3 separate regions of the Mus musculus genome follow, and all the other regions are linked to region 1. A link is a loop called in an ENCODE intact Hi-C map of the cell type or tissue named here. Cell type or tissue: left cerebral cortex. All regions are shown on one strand.

Region 1 (8,000 bases):
CTGCTGGAAGCTTAGGGAAAAAAGAAAAAGAAAACTATGGAGCTGGCTATTTCCTCTTCCTGGGTTCGATGCTGCTATAAAGTGTGGCAGAATGGAAAGGCGCTTTCTGTCTGTTATTTCTTCATCTCTATGAGTTAAGGACTATTACTCTATTTACAGGTGACATAGGTCACACGACAAATAAGTCACAAAAACATTGTCAAACCAAAGAAAGCACTTTTTTTGGCTGAAAGGAGTGTCAGGGCAGAGGTAGATCTGATCTGTGCTTTGTATTAGGTAGGTGAACCATCAACACACAAGTGAGTTACATAAACTCCTGGATCCTGCATTGTTTATATAAATAAGGATGTCATAAAAACAAAGCCATGCACATGTCATGCAATTCTTCAAAACAGTACTGAACCAATGTAAGAACTGATGCTTTATAATATACAAAAAGTAAATACATTTAAATATGTATTTTTATGTGTTTATTTATATTGTTTGTGTTTCACAGGGCTTCTCTGTGTAGCCCTGGCTTTCCTGGAACTCACTCTGTAGACCAGGCTGGCCTTGAACTATGCCTCTGCCTCCCTAGTGCCGGGAATTAAAGGAGTGCAATACCACACCTGACTTCCTATTATATAATTTTACACAGACTCATAAATCACCAATTATCTGTGCTTCAGGCAGGATTTCCTATCTCTTCCACATTTATACTCAGTCTTCATGGTTTTACTTCGTCCAGTTCTCTACCTTCTGAACTCTCTCCCAAGTTTTCCTAGAATCCCTTGCTCCTTAGTGACTGGATAAGACAGCGAGGTGCTAGGCTAAGACCTGCTCACATCATATATGCCTTTCTTTTATCACTAACACCGACAGGACATGGCAGTCTTTAAATCTCTGCAGAAGGTCCTCACACAGCTGAGACAGAAATGTCAAGTCTGCTAAAGCCTGTGACTGTGTAAGGTGAAAGGGCCAGGATGTCACTTGTTTAAAAATATATATACTGTTTAATTCCCCCTCTCCCCCCCACTGGGGACTAGAGAGATGGCTCAGCAGCTAAGAGCATTTGTTTTTGCCAAGTACCTGGGTTCAATTCCCAACACCCACATAGCAGCTCACAACTATCTGTAACTCTAGATCCAGGGGATCCAGTGCTATGTCCACTCCAGTAGTGACTGGCTTGGCAGGCCTAAAAGCCTGGAAGCAGTCACAAGGCAAAGAGTTTCAAGGAAACTTAGCCTCCTGGAACCTTGGCATTCCCATAGCTAGAATGCCCCAGATTTGTCCCTGCAATATTGTGGAGGGTCTTGCATACTTTCTTACAGTATTTTACTGGATAAGAGTTAGAAATCTCAGGGCAAGCTTAGCAAAGTATACTTAGAATCTTCATTACAGCCAAGTTACTCTCATATGCAAGTATTTACCAAGGCCTAGGAAAAAGGGGGGTTGTGTTGTTGCATTATTCATGATAAGGTCTGCTAGAGCAGAACTCCCTGGTGCTAGCTTTCACAAGGCTCAAAGGAGTAGCACAAATTGTGACTAGGGTGTGAAATCCTTACCTGTCATTAGCTGACCCTAGGCAGGGCTGTTTTATCTTTACTGTAAACATTACCTGGTTCCTGTCAGTCCTTTGAAGTCATTCCTCTGTTTTGTGTCAAATACTTCAGTGTACTTTGCCTGTTGTGACACCCTACTCCTTTGTTTTCTGTATTATATTTTATAAGCCTTGTGAAAAATTACATCCAGATACAGCACTCCCTTGTGTATGTGTCTGTTTGTCAATTCTCCAATTCTCGCCAACTCCATGCCCACCTGCCAGAACCCCTGATTTCCCACGGATTGAGGGGGGCTGACTGAGCCTGGTCCATGGCATCTAATGCCCTCTTTCTGACCTCCTGGAGTACCAGGCTTGCGCATGGTACACATACATATATGTAGGCAAAACAGTCACACACATCAAATAAGATGAATCAATTCTCATATATATATATATACATACACACACACATACACATATTATTTTTATACACTCGTTTGTGTGCCACAGTGCACACGTGGAGGTCAAAGGACAGCAGACAGTTCTCTCCTTTTGTGTCTTGGAGACCAATCTCAGGTCAGGCTTGGTGGTAAGCCCCTTTACCCACTAAGTCATCTCACTGGCCCCAGAAATGCTTTTTGTTACTAGTAGATGGCAGACATTGTCCTAGACCCTGAGGGTCCCACAGAAATGAAGGACAAAGCCTTGGTGAGTTTTGGAAGGAAACAAACAACAAAAATAAGCAAATGCTTATTAATAAACAAGTACACATGCCTATAGATCCAGCTACTCCTGAGGGTGATATGGAAGATTACTTTAAGGCCAGGAATTGGAGACCAGCCTGGAAACACAAGAACATGTGTGTGTGTGTGTGTGTGTGTGTGTGTGTTTACATTATTCATGATAAGGTCTGCTAGAGCAGAACCCCCTGATGCTAGCTTTCACAAGGCTCAAAGGAGTAGCACAAATTGTGACTAGGGTGTGAAATCCTTACCTGTCATTACACACACACACACACACACACACACAAACACACACACACACACACATATTGAAGCCTGCTCCCCCAGCCATTTTGTTCCATGCCTGCCAGTTGTTTCATATTGTTACTGACACAGAAAAATAGCTTGACTCGGAGCAGGTCAATCTGACCATATAGCCTGTTATGTTTTGAGGTTTGTTAATTAATATTAAGAAATCCTAGAACCATAAGCTCCACTTTGGACCAATCAAAATAAAGGTCAGTTAGAACTGTTCTGACTAGCCAGCCAAAATAACTTGAGTCGGAGCTGAGCACCAGGCAGTGATTCCTGCACCTACACATGAGCTCATTGTGGGTTTTGCCTTTATAAACTGGCCGTGGGAAACATTCATGATCACAGTCAGCTCCTGAGTCTGGTCTGTGGCTCTGATCAATTTGTCCTGGTCAATAAACCATTCCCCTCTGACTGAGATTGATATATGCATTGCATGGGGTGACTCATGGACCCCAGCAATACATACATGCACACATATACACACATACACATGCACAAACACACATACATACATTTAAGCAAGTGAAATACATGCAACAGTGTTATTAGATGATAAAGACTAAGGAGAAAGAGAAGGGAGATGGGGAACCATGGAGAGACCAGCACAGTAGGTGTGTTTGCCTTTGTCTTCTAACAGGAAGGACAGGGACAGAACACAGAAAACATGGCCCTTTTGCTCTGCATTGGCCCTTGTTGTTGGGGGTCAGTATTTGGAGCCTCACATTTGGGATCAGTATGTTCTCTGCATCATTGCAAGAAGACCGTCTTCCTCCACAATATACTCTCTGCATCATTGTGAGGAGACCACCTTTCTCCACAGACAACGTTTGTTCTCCTGCAGCAAAGGCTCAAACAAAGCAGAGACCCTTGGAATGTGAGTTGCATAAATTGAGGCTGCAATTGCATAAATTGTCTTGTCATCTCTGCCTGCAGTTGAGCATTAAATGATAAAGATCGTCAGTAATAACATAATTACGGGATTGCAAAACACAACAGCTCATCGGTTTCTCAACCTGAGTTGTTGTTTAAAAAAAAAAAAAAAAAACTGTTTTATGTGGATGGGCTGCACATACACCCATGTTCCACACGCATGCCTGGTGCCTTACAGAGGCTGAAGGAACGGTGTCATATTGGTGTAACCATCTGTAACGGTGAACCCCCTTGTGGACTGGATCCACTAGAAGAGCAGCAAGTGCTATTAACCTCTGAGCCATCTCTCCTGTCCCCCAGACTGAACTTAAAAGTGTGCCCTGAAAAAAATCAGATGGGCAGGGATTGGGAGATGGCTCAGTAGGTGATCCGGTTGACGATCAGTTACAAGTAGGAGGACCTGAGCTTGGATTCTCGCCACCCACATTAAAAAAACAAACAAACAAATGGAAAAACAAGACTCAGCAGGACAAATCTGTAATCCTGGCATTGGAAGTGGAAACAGGAAGATCAGGATTTGTTGTCTGCCCAGGATAGATCTGTGAGCTCTGGTGAGACCAGTGAGAGACTGGATCTCAAAAATTATGTCAAAGAGCAAGAAAGAAAGATACTCAATGTCAGCCTCTGACCTGTGTGTGTGCACGTGGAGAGAGAGGGTGGAGGAGGGAGGGAGGGAGAGAAGGAGGGAGAGGAGGAGGGAGAGGAGGAGGAGGAGGAGGGAGAGGAGGAGGAAGGGAGAGAGAGAGAGGGAGAGGGGGAGGGGGAGAGGGAGAGGGAGAGGGAGAGGGAGAGCAATCAGAACTGAAAGAGAAGCAAAGATAGGTTACATAGACGGTGAGACTGCCACTGCACCCATGTGAAAATTCCTAACAAAGTCTTCGCTATTCCTCATTTGTCCAGCAGATGGCAGAACCACCTTAAATTTTTTTTTTCCTTGCCAGAAACAAATTTCTCTATTTAGCAGTACAGTGACCAGAATGAGGTCAGGCTATTTAAAGCAGGAGTGGGATGTGCTAAAACTCACATAAAAATAATATTGTGTCAATATGTGCTAAAACATCACAGAGGAAGAGGAACCCATTGTTTTGTACACATAGTGAAAACAAGCCTGTGCTTCATTTATTTGTCTCTCTCGATCATCAGCTATACACATGGGGCGTCATCGTGGTCTCTGTGTTCACACCTAGCCTTTGAAAATTATGCCCACAAACTGACTCAAAACACCACTTCTGTGACCCACCGTTCCCCTCTTCTGAGTACACGCAGAGTTTCTCAAGTGAAGACATATCAATCCTAAACAGAAGCCAATCTACTCTATGTATGTGAGAGTGAACATGTATGCCAGACTATATCTGGCCAGCCAGATTTCTCCCTGACTATATCAAGGGCCATTGACACAGAATGTTTGGCAAGTACCTACTTTCTCTGATTGGCTTATCCTTGAAATAAAGCTAGGAGTAGAAATGAGCATGGTTCTCCCAGTCAACAGGGCCTGGCCCCAGTTACTGTCTATAATGGTGGGATTATCTCATTGTGAGAAAATCCAGCAGAGAGAACGAGACACCAGCCTCCCCATCACAACCCAGCTCCTAGTGCCTGCCTGGGACTTGCCATTCTTCCTTCTGGGTGACACCTTCAGGGCACACAGCTCAGGGCACCTCTTCTCAGGCAGATGGAGGTTGGTACCTGCAGAATGGTGCCCTGCTATGGCAGAAGAAAAGGGGGACACTGGTTAAAAATCTCTGTTCTGTTTGTGATAAAGCTGGCTGACATCCACATAGCTACCCAACGTCCCCCTGCCTCAGTGATCTCTGAGGATGCGGATGGTAGCACCTGCCCCACGAAGAGAGAGCATCAAAGAGAGATTGGGATAGCCCACTGAACCTATAACTCTGACATCCTCCAGGCTAATGACTGGTGCCACACATTCAGGCTCAAATAAGGAATGAAATGTTCTTCACCTTCAGATTCTGGAATCTTCTCTGACTGTCTTAGTTAGGGTTTCTATTGCTGCAACAAAACACCATGACCAAAAGCAAGTTGGGGAGCAAAAGGTTTATTCAGCTTGTCCTTGTACATTGCTGTTCATCACCAAAGGAAGTCAGGACAGGAAATCAAACACGGTGGGAACCTGGAGGTAGGAGCTGATGCAGAAGCTATCGAGGGGTGGTCCTTATTGGCTTGCTTCACTTGGCTTGCTCAGCCTGCTTTCTTATAGATCCAGGACCACCCACCCAGAGTTGGCACCGCCCACAACAGGCTGGGTCCTCTCCAGTTGATCACTAATTGAGAAAATGCCTTACAGCTGGAGGCATTTCCTCATCTGAGGCTCTTACCTTTCTGATGACTTGTGTCAAGTTGACCCACAAAACCCTCCAGTCCAGTGACCTTACTTTTAGGGACAAGTTGTCCTTGAACTTGTTATGTGGCAAAGGATGATGACCTCAAACTTCTTCCCACCTGCCTTTGCTGAGGGCTAGGATTACAGGCACGCCACACCCAGTTTCTATAGTCATAGAGATTGAACCGGGTGCTTCACGCACACTAGGCAAGCAGTCTACACCCTGGATGAAACACATCCAACCCTAGACTGTGCAAGGTCAGAAATGCTGACACCTTTGGTCAGCCTGGCCTGTCTTGCTCCCTTCAAATTGGTTCCACATTCCAAGCCAATAAACTGTCTCCACAGCTGCTCTCTCAAAGCTGTTCCAGCCAACCCAAACCATAGGCCCTCAGTACAGGCTATCCGTGCCAAGGCTCCACGGGCAATAGATCCCAGTCTATGTGAACCTTTGGCCTGGTGCGAGCCAAATAGCTAAGTGTGAGCAAGGTGGGGAGAAGGCTTTCCCAAGATTTCGAGGGTGTGTCTCCTGGGCTCCAGACCTTCCAGGTATTTTTATGGTTCTTTGGTAAAGCTGAGGCTCAAGGTTCAGGGCAGAACTCCATGCTCCTGTTTTCTCCTCCCCATTTAAATGCAGAGGCAATTCCACAGTTGGAATGCTGCTGCAGAGTCCATTAACATAATGATGTCTCCGTTTATGTAGCACGAGATTGACTATCTATGGCTAGGTGCCCTTCAGAGTCCTGGAGACATTACTCATCTTTAATCATCCACATTATGACGTGGACCCTGGTATAGTTCTTATTTTGTAGATAAGGAAACTGAGGCCCCAGTCAGTGGCTTCTAGAGCTCAATAAGATGATAACAGAACACTGAAGATTTCAGGGTGAAGACCACAGGTGTCTGTAGATCAGAGAGGGAGATCTCCAATAACAGTTCCGTTAATTTCAAAGTTACAAGTTACTCAGCTAAGCTCCAGTCTCTCTGCAACCAAGGCAAGAGGAAAATCACCCACCCTGGGATTCTCCCACCACACCTCTAAAAGCCATCTTATCAGGGCTGGAGGGCGGGGAGGGGGGAACAAGTTGGGCCTGGACAGGACAGGAGCAAGGGCTTTGGGTGTTATAGTTCGAGGAAGTGCTAAGTACTGAGCGCTTCCTGAATGTGCTCAGGTGTACAGAGAGCCTTCCCAGCCCCCACATCTGTTCTCAGTGGGGGATGGGATCCACACAGACAGGCTGTCTCCCAGCACATACAGACCTGCCTGTGGAAAGTTCTCTGGGGAGAAGACTGCACGGGAGGCTCGACGCTGTCATCTCTTCCATTTTGTATCCTGCGGAGGAGCCTGTTTGCTCCTGGGCATCTGGCTCTAAGTAATACAGGCAATGGCGGCATATTACAGGCTGGCTCACCACACCCTTCACCTAATCCCTCGGGACAAAGGGTGATTATGGGGGCAATGTGAGCGTGTGGGCGAGTTCTGCGTCCTCGGCTCTGACAACCAAGATCCAAAGGGACCACAAAGAATAGAGGTAGAAAAACAGGAATCCCGTGTTACCATAGCAAACAAGGAAATGCATGTGTACACAGGCTCTGCCTGAAACCACCAAGTTATCACAGCCTAGGAAGCAAACAGGAGTGAGGGGGAAGGGCACCCCTGATCCAGGGCTGTCTTAGAAGGGCCCTGTTTCTCTGACTTTTCTGTCATTATGATCTTCTCCAGCTCCTCCTTGATCCCAGTGACAGCATTTTCCTTTCCTGGGGAAGCATTCTGCAGGCCAGATGGTAGCTCCAGGAAAACCTCCATCCCTGCAACCTGAGACCTTACGGCCCCCAAGAAACGCTGTCTTTGATCCTTTCGTCATTTTTGTTGAAATGAAATATACCCAAAGTAAAAATAACTCTATCAATATCCCTCAGGGGCAAAGAGAATAACAACACGAAACCTCACCATTCAAAATGAACCTTTATTATGAAACATAATACGGTGGTAGTGGCAGTGGCAGGGTGTCCCCTGAGAAATCACGCCATGCAATAGGTCTGGTTTAAAGGGGGTTTATTTGGGAGAAGGTAGAGGAGCGAGGGCCTGAAGAAGGAAGGGGTAGAGGCAGGCAGACAAGAGCAGAGCCATAATATATAGTGAAGGAGGGACAGAGATAGACAGAAAGAA
Region 2 (8,000 bases), 69 kb after region 1:
GAACCACTTCCTACAGGTTGTCTTTTGACCTCCACACACATAAATAAATGAATAAATATGATTTTAAAAACTTTAAGACAGGGTTTCACTCTATAGCCCTTGGGTATTCTAGGACTCAGTATGAAGTTGGTCTCAAACTCACAGAGATCCCCCTGCCTCTGCCTCCCATGTGTGAGTGCTGGGATTAAGTTAGGCAAGCACCTCAGCGTCTGACCCCTTAGGTTAAAAAACAAAACAAGCCGGGAGTAGTAGCGCACGCCTTCAATCCCAGCACTCGGGAGGCAGAGGCAGGCGGATTTCTGAGTTCGAGGCCAACCTGGTCTACAAAGTGAGTTCCAGGGCAGCCAGGGCTCACAGAGAAACCCTGTCTCGAAAACAACAACAACAACAACAACAAAAACAAAAACAAAAAAAGAAAAAAGAAAAAAACCAAAACAATAATTATTCATACAAGTGTGGTAGCCAGACGGCAACCTAGATCAATTGGTTCATTCTCTCTACCATGCAGGTCCCAGTGACAGAACTCAGGTCCTCGGGCTTAGAGGCAGGCCTCTTTATCCACTGAGCTGTCTCACCAGCCCACCTCCACACAATCTTACTAGGATTTTAACAGCTTAAAAAGAATGAAATAGTTAGCCCAACCTCTATTTTCAGGTTTGTATTCTGCCAGTGGGGCGGGTTATTTTACCAAACATCTGGTTCAGAGGCAGTGCACACCGCCCTTCCTCATGGACGCAGGGCTCATTCCAGCCTGAGCACTCAGGTGGTAGGAACTTTGCCTCTCCTCTGCTATTGAACCAACCAATGCGGCAGAGACCCAAGCTCACTGTAAGTTAGGCTTCTTACACCGCAGCCCCTGAACTCTCCAGCACACACTTTGCTATTCTGTATTTCTTTCCTCTGTTGCTTTGGACTGCTGCCTACTTGTTACATGTTGTAAAAGGATTGTGAGGGAGTGTGAGATTGCAGTGGACAGGATGTACAGGTTGGAAAGCCCTGCTCCATTTCTTTATTTTTGGAGGTCTCGGGGACAGAACCCGAGGCAATTAATATGTTATGTGACTACTCTACAGCTGAGTGACAGCCCAAAGTTCTGGTTTTTCTCTGACAGGATCTCGGAACGTACACCAGTCTGACCTGGGACTTACAATCCTCCTGCCTCTGCCTCCCAAGTTCAGGCAACGTTATTTAGCAGCTTTCTTAACTTTGGCTAAGTTAGTGTGCTTTGCAAGCTGTAGTTTCTTTCCTTTCTTGTGGAGTCAAACTTTTGCCAGTCCTCCACACAGTCTTGTTTAGATGTTCATATGACATTGCAAGCATAGAAACTGAGTTTTGAAATTATCTCTCCTCCTCCCTTCCCTTCCCTTCCCTTCCCTTCCCTTCTCCTCCCCTCCCCTCCCCTCCCCTCCCCCTTTTCCTCCTCTCCTCCCCCTTCCCTCCTCTCCTCTTTTCTCCTCTTCCCTCCCCTCCTCCTCCTTTCCCTCCCCTGCTCTGCTCTGCTCTGCTCTGCTCTCCCCTCCCCTCCCCTTCCCTCCCCAATCCCTCCCCTTCTCTCCCTCCCCCTTGCTTCCTTTTCTCTTTTTCCTTTCTCCCCCTTTCCCTCCCTTTTGCTGGAGACCAAACCTGGGGCTTCAAGCAAGCTAAAATTCACTCTACCATGGAGTCCCCAGCTTGGCATCATCTTTTATTGACCATGAAGTAGATTTATGAACAATAGGAGACAGCACTTGTCACAGTTCACTTTTGATCTCTGTGATAAAACATCATGGCCAAAAGCAACTTTGAGGCAAGCATTTATCTCAGCTTCTAGATGTGGTCCGCCATGAAGGGAAGTCAGGACAGGAGCTGATGCAGAGGCCATGGAGGGTGCTGCTTACCAGCTTGTTCCCTGTGCTGCTCAGCCTGCTTTCTTAAGAGAGCCCAGAGGTGGCACTGCCCACAGTTGGCTGGGCCCTCTTAGATCAATTGTTAATCAAGAAAATGCCGTACAAAGTTGCCTACAGGCCAACATGACAGTAATTCCTTAGTTGAGACACCCTCTTCCCAAATACCCCCCACCCCCCACCCCCAGCACATGTCAGGTTAACAAACAGAACAAAAATCCTCCCCACCCCCAGCACAGTGCTGTCCCGCAGGATTATGAGGGTGGTCATCAGAGTCAGGCCTCTCTGTCTGTGCCCCTGTACAGATTAGCTTCTTCATTGCCCCCCACCCCCACCCCCAGGAGGAATAACGAACGGTATGAATAGAAATAACACCCTTCATAGCATTGGTGTGAGGTTGGAATGAAAAGACACATATAAACCTCTCCTAACATTACTGATATACTGTGTTTAGTCAGTTTCTTCACAGTTATGAGAAACATCCCTGACTTAAACAGTTTAAGGGAGGAATTCTTTTAATTCGAGATTTCCATCTTTGGTCCCTGACTCTGTTGACGATGGTGCCCCTGCTTGCAGGAAGAGCTGCATGGCAGGAGGAACCCGTGGACCTCATGGCGAATGGGAAGAGGCCAGAGGACAAGATAACTCCTAATGATCTACTTCAGCCAGTTAGGCCCCGCCTCCTAAAGTTTCCAGCACCTCCCAAAATAGCAAGCCAGCTGGGGCCCCAGCATCCAATACACGAGCCTTTCTGAAGGACACTACTTATCTAAACCATAACAGTTAATAAACACCAGCAGGAGCAGCTGCTGGGTACTAGCATGACGTTTGGGGGCAGAAAACACGGAAAATTAGGGTCACAGGGACACAAGGTAGAAATGGGAGTTCTTAGATGTCAGTAGCTACAATTAGTCCATTCCAGGGGCTACCTAGCAGATTCGGACTTTCTCCGTGTCTTTGGACAATAGTTGGAAGATGGGTTGTCTGGCTGCAAGAGAAACTCTCAGGAAAAGCATCCTGGCTATCTTACAGTTTGGAAGCTGAGGAGTGCAGGCTGAAAACTTCTGAAATAAAGCAGAGGGCCTGTGAATTTGATCCCCAGAACCCACGGCAGGAGAGAACTGATTCTTAAAAGCTGTCCTCTGACCTTCACACGCGCCCTCCAGAGCCACAGGACACTTTATGCAAACCGAGTGGAATTGGTCTGAACCAGTCGAGCTTCCTGGAGTAAAGTGGGGGGGGGGGGGGGAGGATCTTTAGGGATGTTTGTAGGTCTTCAGCTAGACATGGAGGGTGACTGAAACAAAACAAAACAAAACAGAAAACAAGGGGACCCTTGCATAATTGAGTAGTGTGCTGTACAGACTTCGGCCAGGAACAAACTATTCAGCTGGTGGGATTTGTGGCTGAAGATCGGAATCCTGCACAGTCCAGCAGGCCAGTGAAGAAGAATCAACTAAAACTTCATTAAACTCTAGGAGCGCTAGACTCTAATCTATCTATCTATCTATCTATCTATCTATCTATCTATCTATCTATCTATCTATCTATCCCCTGGTAGGAAAAATGCTCCTTAACGTATGAAAAGACCTTGAAAGAATAGTCAATCTGTCTCCCTGTAATGTTTGTACAGAAGTGGTGTTAGAAAGTCTACCCACTTTCAACCACACTTCTTTAAGATGCCCGGAATTGAAGAGATTAATAATCTCTTGAAAGAGATGAGGAAATAAGAGAAAGGCTTCCTAGAGGTCAAGTGTGATCTAACAGTCTCATCTGATTGAAAAAGGAAACTGAGGTAGGGAGTTGGAGTTATCCACTCAAAGTCAAATAGATTCAATATAGATTCAATTCTCTGAAGTTTTCTATAGCTATTACTCCGAAAATCGGAGACTTCCCCTCTTTGTCTCATCTGGATGAGATCAGGAAGAAAATTCTAGCTTTGTTTTTGTGGCAGCTTCTGAGGGCAACAAACAAGTCCCCTTTAAGGGCGTCCTCCCATCCCCAGTCTGGCCGGCTTTGATATGCCCCTGGTGTTATCCCGTTGGCTCTTTTGTGTAGCTTCTCGCCCCTTCCAAGATTCCCAGCCAATCACCTCGTTCCTCTCCTACTCCGTTGGGCTTTCAGGAATGTACCATATGGTCCATGCCGAAGGGGGTAGAGAGCAAGGAGGAGGGACTGGCAGCTATGCATTTCTTTACCTGCTTGTGATCCGTGAGACTTCTTCAGGACCGACCCTGGAGGTGACAACCGGGCCTCTGAGTATGAGGAGCAGGAGTGAGCTGCGGGAGCACTGAGCACCCGCACCCCCGTTGGGGTCGGTGGTCCAGCCTGAAGGGCCGCAGCCCCCGCCCTCCCATGTGCTGGCCCCGCCCCGGCGGCGCCGCTCCTGCCGCCGCTACTGCTGCTGCTGCCGCGCCGGACGCTGCGGGCTAGCGCGCGGGGGCTGCGGCTGCGTGTCCCGGCGCGCGGCTGGGTGGCCTCGCCGGCCACGAGGACACAGCAGCATGAAGCAGAGGTGAGCGCCGTGCTCCTGGGGAGCAACCACAATCCCGCCCACGCTGCGCCTCGGTGTGCCGGTCGGCGGCTGGCCCACGGGCGGCTTTGGCGCGGGTGGCCGCGGCGCCCCGATGCGTGGCTGGACACGTCCCGCCCGGGCAGCCCCGGGATCCCAACCCGCCCGGTGCCTTGTGCCTCCCTCTGGCGGACGCGTGCGTCCGGAGCGCTGGCGGAGCTGCGGCTCAGGCGAGGAAGCCCCTCTGCGCTTCCCGCTCTGCCGGGCCCGTGTCCGGGTCCCTGACCTCCAGAAATCGGGTGCTAGGTCAGGTCGCGCCCTGGGAGGACATAAGAGAGCCATCTCGCTAGTAGGAATGGGACTGAGTGACTTGGGCTGGGTGTGCCCAAGGAGGCTTTGTAGGGTAGAAGACCCAGCCTGGGGAGTGGGACTGTGCTCCGCGATGTCCCTAGTCTGGAGAGCCCAGCAGGCGCAGTGTGTAGGTTGCTGAGGACGTTTATGGCAGGTGGCCATGAGAGAGAACTCTTGACATTTCCGTCTGGTGGTAGACTGAGTGGGCTACAGGCAGCCACCGAGGCCTCTTATCTCGTCGCTGTTCCCCTCCTTAACTGCCTTAGAAAGTGACAACACTGTTGGAGGTCCCCATTGGCACACTAGACATCACTAGCTTAAGAATAACCTTGGAGAGAGCCCTACCCAGATATGGGCTTGTCTGGTGTTTTCAGACAGCCGGTGTGATGGCCGATTGCAGGTTTCTGGCGTCTCTACTTGGCAGGCTTCGTATCATCAAGCTCTTTCACAATTGTTGCTGGGAAGAAGGGGGTCCTTTAGGAGCCTCAGCGCAGTTGGGATCGTGGGTCAGCCTTGTATCTTGGCTGATTCCCCTCACACCCCCCGAGTCAGAAGACAGAAAGTTATTTCCAAGAATGCACACCACATCCGTATTGCTTTGATTTTGGTGCTTAACTCAGGCATTAATTATGACTTGTGTGAAACGGATGAATGCAGCGCAGTGGAGATCATTATAGATAGTGGGTTTTTGTTGTTGTTTTGTTTTGCTTTGTTTATTTAAAGCGTGCAGTGGATGGTTGGAGAGAGTAGCGTTTAGATACCAGGACATCCGTGTGTGTTTGACACAGTCGTTTAGGTTGATGGTGAGAGAGTGAGATTTTATGATGAGAAAGGCATCTTACAGATTGTTGTTGCCGGCAGGAGTTAAGTTCACTATGACCGGGCCACAAAGGATGCTGTTCTTCACTTCTGTGAGCGCATCTCCCAAGGGCCTTGAAGAGGATATCATAAATTCCGTATTTGATTGCCACATGCACTCGAGTCAGTTATTCTAGCCTTCCAGTGAGCATTTCTTATGCTCGAGGTTGTAAAAGTCTAGCCTGCCTTTTAGTGGTATACTAATAGCACGTGTTGATTTCAGAATTATACCTAAGACAGTTTGGTTGGTTCTGCAAAGAATCGTTTATAACTTGGACCCAGTTCCTCAGCTAGAGTGCTAACTTTTGAAAAGTCTAAAACTTGACTGCTAACTGGTTGGGGCTTTCACCCTACCAGGGCATTTGTATTGTGTGGTTTGTAGGTGTGGGAGAGAAAATGGGCTTTGGAAATAATGTAGGAAAAGTGCTTTGCACAGTGCTTCCCACATAGTAGGTCTTAAGTAAAAAAAAAAAAAAATCTATCTATCTATCTATATCTTTCCTCTTTGATTGGAAGAACTGGGTGGGGGATGGAGTTGGGCCTCTTGCACCCCCCAGCCCCCCAACTAGGAAATCAGTCCTCCCCTTCCCACTTTTAGCTTTCTAGACTAAAGTAAGAGGCTATAAGTGAAACACTTCTGGACTGGGAAGAATTAATCAAGAAAAATCGAGGTTTTCCAGCTGTCTCATGCATTTTCTTGTTTTTGGTTTGGTTTGGTTTTTTTTTTTTTAAGACAAGTTTTCTTTGTGTAGCCCTTCTTGTCCTAGAACCCATTTTGTAGATCAAGCTGGCCTCGAACTCAAGGAGATCCACTCACCTCTGCCTCCCGAGTGCTGGAATTAAAGGCTTGTGCCACCACTGACTGGCTTGTTTTCCTTAGAGACAGGGTTTCTTTATGTGTATTCCAGTCTGGCCTGAACTTGCTAAGTAACCCAGGCTGGCTCCTTTTTTTTTTTTTTGGACATAGGGTCTTGTATATTTTGGACCTTGGACTCCCTATTATAGCCAAGGATGGCCAACCTGATCATGCTTTGTGGCAGGCGAGCTCCTGATCCTCCTGCGTCTACTTCATGACTGCAGAGATGGCAGGTGTGACCAGTCTACCCAGCAGTATGTTGCATTTTACATATTCATTTTTACTTAAAGGTATGTATGTGTGTCTGTGTGTGTCCACATGTGTGTGCAGGTGCCCTTGGGAGCCAGAAGGGGTCATTAGACCCCTGGAGCTGGAGCTACAGGTGGTTGTGAGCTGTCTGACATGGGTGCTGGGAGTTGAACATCAGGCTCCTGGAAGAACAGTCAGTGCTCTTAGCTGCTGAGCCATATCTCCAGATCTAGGGTTGCACTGTGAAAGAGAGGATGGCACCTGTACTAGAAGAGATCCTGTCGCCTGCTCACCTTGTTCCACTCGGTAGGAGAGTTGACCCTTTCTTTGATCTGTTGATTACTCTTGGAGGTGAGGATTGTACTCCGCGGATTGACATGTCCAAGTGGAGCTAGAATCCTGACTTAATTTTTCCAGGCATTGACATCTGAGAAGAGGCCAGAATGGCAGAAGCTGGACCAGCAGGCAGGAGTAGCCAGCAGGCAGGAGTAGCCGCTTAGCTTTCGTGGACTCTGCTCTGGGCTCGGCAAGGAGCCACCGTTTGCCTCCTCCCTTCTTGCAGCTGGTCCTATGAGCAGATTAAAAGGCTATCAGAGCTAATGTACTTGGAAAAATAAGAACCATCATTGGTTTGTTTACGCTGCGTGATATTGGGCGTGACATTTTTACAGAAGCAGGCTCTGGATTCAGTTACTGCTGTTTCTTTGAGGAGGTGAACTTCCTTTTCTTCACTGATTGATTCTCTTTGGAGGCAGGTGCCTGGGCCTCTCTCAGCTGGGCCAGCGCTCACCACTGAGCCACGCCCCCAAATTCGTGACATTGATTCTCAGCGCCTGGGCTAGGTGCACATCATCTGTTTCCTCCTCATAGGTGTGTTTAACTTATTCTAGGTATTAACCCTGTTTCATACATGACACACTAGGGCATGGTGAGTTCCCAGGGCAAGGACGTGGCAGAAAGCCCTCGGCTGAAAGCAAGTAAGACCTAGGGTCTTATTCTGGGGAGTGTCGTGGCTTAGTGGGCAGGGTTTGGAGTCCTGACACCTGTTAGTCTCTCTGCCCCTCCCCCACCCTCTGCAGTGGACAGTCGTTACTTGGGGGGGGGGTTGGGGGGGCGGACAGAACTGAATAAAAATTTAAATTTGGAGAGTATGAATAATTAAATAGATAAAACCCCACTGGACTGTTAGGACCAGAGAGAATGGAAGTGGCTCAGGGATTGGGGAAGTGATTCTCCCACCTACAGCCTGTCCTTAGCGCTCAGGCTTCTTGTTGTTGTTGTTTGTTTTTTA
Region 3 (8,000 bases), 190 kb before region 1:
GGGCCCCTTCATTCACCTGCCACCACCTCCCTTCTCTGACCCACAGGCTCTTATGACCACAGAGGTTCCAGCTGTGGATGAGTGTGGGAACACTGTGTGGACAGCCCATCTCAGGGTACACACATATGACTCTCTGAAGCAAGGTCCACTCCACATCCCTCTAAGCAGACCCTTGGAAGGTGGAGAACTCTCTCTCCTCTGGGAGGACTAAGGCCCCAGGACAGGACATAAGAACCAAAGCAAGATGGTATTCTTTACTGTTCCCTTTTCTTCCTAGGTAGGCAACCAGGTCCGGAGCTAGGCCTCTTGAAGCAAGAAGGTTAAATGATCTGGGATGGGGGAAGGGGCAAGTTCAGAACTGTTCCCAGCAGGAAATCTCCATCCTGGATTAGGCCAGAGAAATCAGGCACTAGACACAAGCAGGGAGGACAGACGCCCTTCTGAACCCCACCCCCAACAGGTCTGTGGGCTTTGTTCCCTAGAGAACCAGCTAGCCCCTTGCAACTTAGGGCTTCCTGCTCTCACAACCTCAGGATTGAATGACCTCAGACTCAAGCCAGACTCTAGGAAAACCATGACTACATGCAGGGAAGGCTAGAGACCTGGCTCCCTCACCCACACCCATCCCCTCATCCCCACAATCACCCCCACCCCCAACCTCAGTGTCTCAAGCCTCCTGGGAAGACAAGCCTTACCCTCCTTTCCTAAGAACCTCATCTCCTTTGCCCAGGAGACAATTCTTTGCTCCTTAAGACATCTGGGCTGTGAGTAGCTGCCCTTGGGACTTTGAAGAGGGGGCATGAGAGAGCTGTGTCCCCTTTCACACCGGATCTTCAGGGATACTTACTTTAACTAACTAGGTTAACTATCCTTCTTTGTTTTTCTTTTTCAAGACAAGGTTTCTCTACACAGCCCTGACTGTCCTAGAACTCACTCTTTAAACTAGGCTGGCCTGGAACTCACGGAGATCCACCTGCCTCTGCCTCCCGAGGACTGGGGTTAAAGGCATGAACCACCACCTAGCTATCCTTCTTGTGAGGGCACATTGGAACAATGGAATCATACAAAATAAGTAGAAGGAAGTGCATAAAAAAGACAGAAGCAGAGATGAAGTAGAAAATAGTACGAGATAGAAAGAGTAGTGGGTCTGAGTGCTCATTTGATGGCCCATGAAGCTGACAGACTTCTAAGGTGGATCACGGCTGAGCCAGTGAGTGAGTACAGAAGTTAGAGCTACAAACAAATGCTACAGAGAAACTGTAAGCTCGCAACTACCAACATGCCTTACCACAACGTAAGACCAAATAAAGCCAGGTATGGCAGTACACACCTTCAATTCCAGAACCTCTTAGAAGACTGGATCATGAGATTTGTGAGTTCAACGACAGCCTGGGCTACATAGTATGACCTTTTCTCAAAAAACCAAAAGTTTTTCTCACACACCAGCCAACTTGGTTGGGGGTCATTCTACACCTAAGGCAGAAAGGTGGTAGCCACAAAGAAAACACTCTACCTCCACGGAGATGCTCAACTCTAGGCTCCGACTCATAAGCAGTGGAAAGTACATGCCGGGCTATAACCAGACTCTGAAGAGGATCAGAGAGAGCAAAGGACAAATGGCTCATGCTCACCAACTGCCCAGCTTTGAGGAAAACTACAATAGTGATTGATCAAAGGTATTGCCCATCAACACAGCGGCAATAATATTGAATTGGGCACAGCATGCAGAAAACACAATAGCATGCATGCACTGGCTGCCATTGATCTGGGGGTTTCTGAAGCATGCTGGCACACACTGGAGGAAGTTAAGTAGGAAACAGATTTTTCTTTACTGAAACTTGCTAGAGGGTTTTTTTTTTTTTAACCCTAAAGAAAGAGGGTGGAAAAGACATTTTGAGACAGATGACAATGACAGTGCATTTTTTAAAAGTCGGTGTACATAGTCCCCAGACCTCTTCCTGACACTGGGTCAGGTGGGTGACTATATTCTATGTACACTCAGGGAACAGAGAATGCTAATCTCTCACAAACCCCTTAAGAAAAGACAAAACTCATCCCAGCTTCCACATTTATAAGCCAAACACAACCTTAAGAACAAAAAGCCCCTCACTGCCTATAAGGAAAAATTTAGAGAGTACAGAGCCTTATGAGCCTACCTACAAAAATTATACACAAAGTATTAACCATCTGAACGTGGCATCGTGTGGCCAAAAACCAGCATTCTGCGACCAAGCTGAGTTTGTCCCAAGAATAGAAAGATGGCTTACTATTAGAAAAATATATTCATGTATTTCAGCACATCAACAGAGTAGAAGATCATCTAACAGATGCACATAAAAAAGCAAGCTAAAGCCACCTCTTCTTTTAGTGTTTGATCTTTGAGACATGATCTCCCCTGCAGGCCCACTGGCCTTCAACTCACAATCCTCCTGTCTCAGTATCCCCACTGCTACACCCCACACCCAGCTCAACACTTATAATTATTACTTTCAAATAAGACAACATCGGAGCCAATGAAACGCCATCACTTAATAAACACTGTCCATCAAACATCTGCACCAACAGCCTCACTCAGTAGCGAAACGTTAAGATTTTTGTCAAAACTGGGAAGGAGGCAGGATCCTGCCTTGCCACCACTTCTAGGCACCCAGTGATGGAAGACAAGAGAAAGAAATGAGGAGCCTTGACTGGGGAAACATGGTGACTAGTTCCAGACAGTTCATTTGTCTGTGTGAAAAAAAAAAACCCAAAAGAGTCAAATTGAGGCCACAATAAGGCAGAGAACTCAGATCTCTTGGTGGCTGGCTGCTCCCAGGCTGTGCTGACAGCTCCTGTGTCCCCTGAGACCCTTCTCTCCACAGTCAAACAAATGCTACCTCTCCAGTAGAGCCCTGAACCAGCCAGGAGAGCATGAGGTCCCTTTGTTTACTCCCATGGACGAACATCCTGTCAGGATGCACAGGTCTGCCCCAGTCACGAGGAGTGGTTATGGGGTCTGGCCTCAGGGCCAGGCCTTGGGTGCTAAGGTAGCCTCTGTCCCCACGCTGCTGGGGTTGCAGTGGACAGAGCAAGCCTCAGAATGTGTCTGCCTCTGTCCTGGCAGATTCTTGTCACAGGAATGGGACTGGACACTGCTCTTGCAGACAGACCTGGCTCAGGCTTTGGCATCCAGTCTGTCTGTGGCAATTCTATGCTTACCCATGTGACCTACAGACAGACGCCTCAGACCAGATGGGAGACCCAACCCAGTTATCACACGAGATGAAACCAGAATGCCGTCCCTGGGGCTGCAGCCCATCCCAGACTGACATGACCTGCCAGACCTGCTTTGCGATCCTATTTGTTTCCCCAAGCTCATGTGTCCTTCCTGCCCTCTCTCCATGGGTGGGTAACAAGCCTTTCATCCCTGTCAGATCCAATGGGCCCTTATTACTTCAGTGAGCAGCTAAATCAACAAAGAAGCAGGGAGCTGAATAGTTAGAGCAGAGAGAGTGGCAGAGACAGAGACAGAGGCTGTTGGTCCCTCAGAGTGAGGCAGACAGCCAGTGAGTCAGAGAGCCCTGGAGGCACCCAAGAAGGAGAAGACAAAGGAGAGGCCCAGACATAGACCGGAAGAGGACAGATGAGCCAGCATCCACACAGACTTTACCTTCCATGGTCCAGGCAACAGATAAGAGTGCCAATGAGGTACCCAACTGATTTCTAAGGTTGCTCTCTAGGTTTTACCAGCAATAAGTAAGTAAGTAGATAGATAGATAGATAGATAGATAGATAGATAGATAGATAGATAGATAGATAGATAGATAGATGGATGGATGGATGGTTGGATGGATGGATGGATGGATAGATAGATAGATAGATAGATGGATGGATGGATGGATGGATGGATGGATGGATGGATGGATGGATGGATGGATGGATGGATGGATGGATAGATAGATAGATAGATAAATAGATAGATAGAGAGAGAGATGTTAAAGGGGAGTGCTTTCCTTTGCCACCAGGGGGCAGAAAAGGGCTCCATGCTGGCCCCAAAGCAGAAGTTTAGACTCGTCATAGCACCCAGCTGCAATGGCAGGGTTTCTAAGAATTCCTCTCTTAGACCTCTTATTTTCCTCACTAGCTGATCCAATGAGGATTATCAAGGTGCACATAACAGTCTAGAAGGAGACAGGAAGAGCTTCCACGAGTCAAGGCAACTGAAGTACTGGGAGTCCACAGATGCACCTTCTCAAGAAAAGAAAGTGGGAACACTCAGAGGCTATCTGAATGGGATCCACACAGGACAAGGCATGGATTACTGCTCTAACCACTGGATACTGACTCTGGATGATGTTTATCTAGTCATTCTTTCTTGGGAGTAGGGCTCTGTGCCCAGGACAGTGTCTTCAGAACCCTACTCCTTCCCCTCCCTTCTCTTTTGAAGGCCCACCATGAACTCACCTGCAGCCTGCTTTCCTGGAACCCTCAGAAGCCAGAGGCTATGTGTTGTATGTTAGCAAGTGGGAAGGGATGGTTGGGAAGGGACCAGACAAAAAAGAGGATAAGAAAAAGAGGAAAGTGTGTGTGTGTGTGTGTGTGTGTGTGTGTCTGTGTCTGTGTGTAAGTGTGTGTGTGTGTGTGTGAGAGAGAGAGAGAGAGAGAGAGAGAGAGAGAGAGAGAGAGAGAGAGAGAGAGAGAGGTGGAGTGAGGAGAGAGAAAGAGAGAAGGAGAGGGGGAGAGACAGAGAAAAAGGGAGGGAGAGGGGGAGAGGGAAAGAGGGAGAAAGGAAAAGAAGAAGAAGAGGAGGAGGAGAAGGAAGAGAAGAAATCTCCTGTTTCCAGTCCTACCACCCAGGAAAAGAACGTGGAGAGCTCAGAGAAGTCCGATAGGTAGAGGCTAGAAGGGAACTTAACAAGGTATGTCCCCAGTCCCCAGCACCTGCATGAGGTGACCTCCCACCCACAAAAGAGCTGAAGTGGAGTGAGACAAGGAAGAGACACACATGTCACAGCAGGTGATCCATGCAGGCTTGTTAGCTGCTGCAGGGGTGATGCTGGAGGCTCACACGCCTCAGCTGAGAGCAGCAAGTTCAAGGAAGGTCTAGGGCTCTGACAGGCTGTGTGACCTTGAAAATATCACTTTGCCTGTCTGGTTCTTAGTTTTTTAATCCAGAAAGTCAAGATGTTGAGTTCAAAACACTTGGCAGACTCAGCTTCCTAGAGCTCACTTGGAAAGGACTGAGAGGTGACAAGCTGTTCCAGCTGAACAGAAGAGTGGCTCCCAGAAGACTGGCAGGGGTGTCCGGAGACCTGAGAGGTCACAGCAGGGTGCAGCAGAGGTTACCCCTGGGAGGAGCTAGCCTTGACCAGGTTCCTGGCTCTGGAGTCACCTGGCCTCTGGCACTTCCTACAAATGAGTCTCCTTCTCCCAGGCAATGAGTTCTTGTTTGGCTGGAGAGGACGAACAGTTTTGAGCAGAGGAGCCATCCTGTGGTGGGCGCCGCCCTGGCTGGGGCAGACTGGGGTCTGGTGTGATGAGTCTTCGAAGACGCTAGAAGGGTGAGAAAGGCAGGGAATGAGTAAGCTCTGGAGTGGGCAGGGGGATGCTCTCTATGGGTGTGTCACTGGGGTGGGCAGGGAGATGCTTAGTGGGTGTGTCACTGGGGTGGGCAGGGGGATGTTTTCTGTGGGTGTGTCACTGGGGTGGGCAGGGGGATGTTTTCTGTGGGTGTGTCACTGGGGTGGGCAGGGGGATGTTTTCTGTGGGTGTGTCACTGGGGTGGGCAGGGGGATGTTTTCTGTGGGTGTGTCACTGGGGTGGACATGGGAATGCTCTCTGTGGTGTGTCACGGGTGGGCAGGGGGATGCTCTCTGTGGGTGTGTCCCCAGAAACAAAGTCAGGCACTCAGGGACAAACTCGGGGTTGGTGAGATAAGGACGAACAAGGAGCAGTAATTAAGAGAAGTAATAAACTGAGCTCCAGTTCTGACCGGAACAACCTAGATGATCTCAGGCAGCTTGCCAAACTCCTCCAGCCCGCTGTCCCCTTACTCTCCTCATCTGTAAAATGGAGGTGATGAGACACCTTATGAGACAGTTCATGGCACAGGGCAAGGTATAAAGAAGTGTTGCGATTCTCCTTACTACCCTTCTAATCACGATTGTCATATGCCCCTTTAAGGATTTCCCAGTTATCTGTAGTGGGGAGAGGTGCTACGACATCATTTTTTGCTTTTTTGGTGTGTCAGCCCCACCCCTTTTGGCCTTGAATGTAGCTGTGGTGGTGGGCATTGGGAATCTTGGCAATCTCACAATGACCACATGAAAACAAGGACATGACATGCTCAGGATGTAGGTATGAGGACATAGGAAGACAGGACCCCAATGGTCTTTCTGCAGCCAAACCAGATGCTGGCAGCTCTCATCTCTGACCTTCCTGCTACATAAGAATTCAAGAAACCCATTTGCTTGAACCACTGTAGATCGGCTCTCTGTTACTATTGGACAATCTGACCTCGACAGACAAAATTAATGTCTTTATGGGTCATTGGCAATGGCTTCTTCCAGGAAGGCATGCCTCAAGCTACATGGGCGCCATCTGCTGTGCCCCAGCTGGGCACAAGAAGCCAGGAGCCAGGATGCACTTGGCAGTTTTCCCAAGCCAGAATGTGTGTGCTCTTTAACCTCCTGCATCTGGCCCCTGTTTGGTCCCTGTTTTCCCTTAACCATTAAGAGGTTTGCCTTCAAAGTGAGCTTGCTACCAGATTCTATGAACCTAGGATTCCAGAGGCTGGTTTTTAAAGGCCTTAAAGATCTCCATACGACCCCAGGGCTTTCATATCTGGAGAGTTGATGTGATCCTGCCCTAAGACTCCCTCGAGGGCCTCTTTCATTGGGTCCCCTCCATCTCCATGGCCACCTACCTTCTTGAAGGAGCCCTGGGTCTTCAGGAAGGTGATGATGATAAAGAGTGGGACACAGGCCATGGAGGAGAAAGCCAAGAGCCATCCAATGGAGTATCCCCAAGAAGGATACATGTAGACATTGTTGTATTTGAGAGGTGTATACTTGCTCAAGGAGAAGAAGAAAGTGGCCTAAAAGAGAGAGGGGCGGGGTGAGACAGGAGCTACAGAGTCCCTCCCCTGGCAACATCAACAGCTAAGGACAGAGGCACACCCAACCACACTGAAGGGCATCTGAGGTAGGATGGGTCTGTTGAGCCATCAGTCACAGGGACTGAGGCAGATGGCAAACATGGGCTTAAGGAGCTCAAGACGGGAAGAGGCCTGTGAGGAGTAAGTAGGACTGTGAGAGGGGACCGAGGCAGAATGCAGATGGAGGAGAGGCCCAGTAGAACAGGGAGAGTGAGGGGCCAGCCCCTCTGCTCTTAGGCTGGAAAGAGCCCTCAGATACAGACAAGAGGGAGTTGTGGCAGTGGCTAGGTGCATACCAGGCAAAGGCCAGGAGTCAGGAAGAGCCAGGAGATCTTCACCAAGGGCCATGGCCGATAGCCAATCATGTCTTCCACGTTGTCATAGAAACGGTCGGCCCCTGAGCCAGCAGAGTGAGAGAAAAGGTGAGAACCAAAAGTGAAGGCTTCTTGGCCTTGGGGAAGACTCCCACTCCTCCCCCAGGCCCAGCTGTGATAGAAAGGGTAACACACACCACACAGTGGAAGAGTGCAGCCCAGGCTCCCAGCCACAGAGGAGCAGCAGCCGTGCTGGCAAAAGCTACTACCCACAGGCTGCTTAAACAACCTCTGCTGCCCTGTCTAAGGGTGAATAGTGTCTGTCCTATACATACACAGGAGTATACGGGCCAAAAGAGCCAGTCTCAGCAAATCTTTACTGACCCATACTGCGGAAGGGAGAAAAGCCAGAAAAGTACCAGGAAGAGAGAGCAAGCAGTGCTCCTGATGCCAGGACTGTGAATTCTTCACACTGAGCACTGCCAGGTTGGGTTGCACCTAGTGAAGGCACTGACTAGCTTGGCTTATGTCGACGTTTGTTCATACTGGCC

The links. A loop is a pair of places that touch in the nucleus more often than their neighbours do. Peaks named below come from ENCODE experiments on the same cell type or tissue, not always from the same donor. Only the 100,000 strongest peaks of a DNase experiment are listed, where the experiment ranks them.
Region 2: a loop joins it to region 1, with 2.5 times the contacts of the local background. A loop is called at or near these places in 4 of 42 quality-filtered maps.
Region 3: a loop joins it to region 1, with 2.3 times the contacts of the local background. A loop is called at or near these places in 10 of 42 quality-filtered maps.

Annotation. Positions count from the first base shown.
Region 1 is chr6:121,175,573-121,183,572 of GRCm38, reverse strand. It overlaps a transcript of Pex26 not described here. Among named protein-coding and RNA genes, the nearest start is that of Pex26, 4.1 kb to the left of the region's middle. In left cerebral cortex, a CTCF peak has its summit at 4,395 (motif pointing right); DNase peaks (open chromatin) are centred at 2,837, 3,922 and 4,410; H3K4me3 peaks cover 349 bases; H3K27ac peaks cover 1,108 bases.
Region 2 is chr6:121,106,415-121,114,414 of GRCm38, reverse strand. The region is part of intron 1 of Mical3 (microtubule associated monooxygenase, calponin and LIM domain containing 3); the gene reads left to right. Among named protein-coding and RNA genes, the nearest start is that of Mical3, 21 kb to the left of the region's middle. In left cerebral cortex, CTCF peaks have their summits at 1,927 and 4,600 (motif pointing left); DNase peaks (open chromatin) are centred at 3,956 and 4,961; H3K4me3 peaks cover 2,466 bases; H3K27ac peaks cover 2,146 bases.
Region 3 is chr6:121,362,761-121,370,760 of GRCm38, reverse strand. It overlaps Slc6a12 (solute carrier family 6 (neurotransmitter transporter, betaine/GABA), member 12), which reads right to left. Exons shown (of 16, transcript NM_001381903.1): 14 at 7,432-7,532; 15 at 6,905-7,075; 16 at 4,988-5,532. The coding sequence ends at 5,389. Among named protein-coding and RNA genes, the nearest start is that of Slc6a12, 24 kb to the right of the region's middle. In left cerebral cortex, a CTCF peak has its summit at 4,024 (motif pointing right); a DNase peak (open chromatin) is centred at 4,058.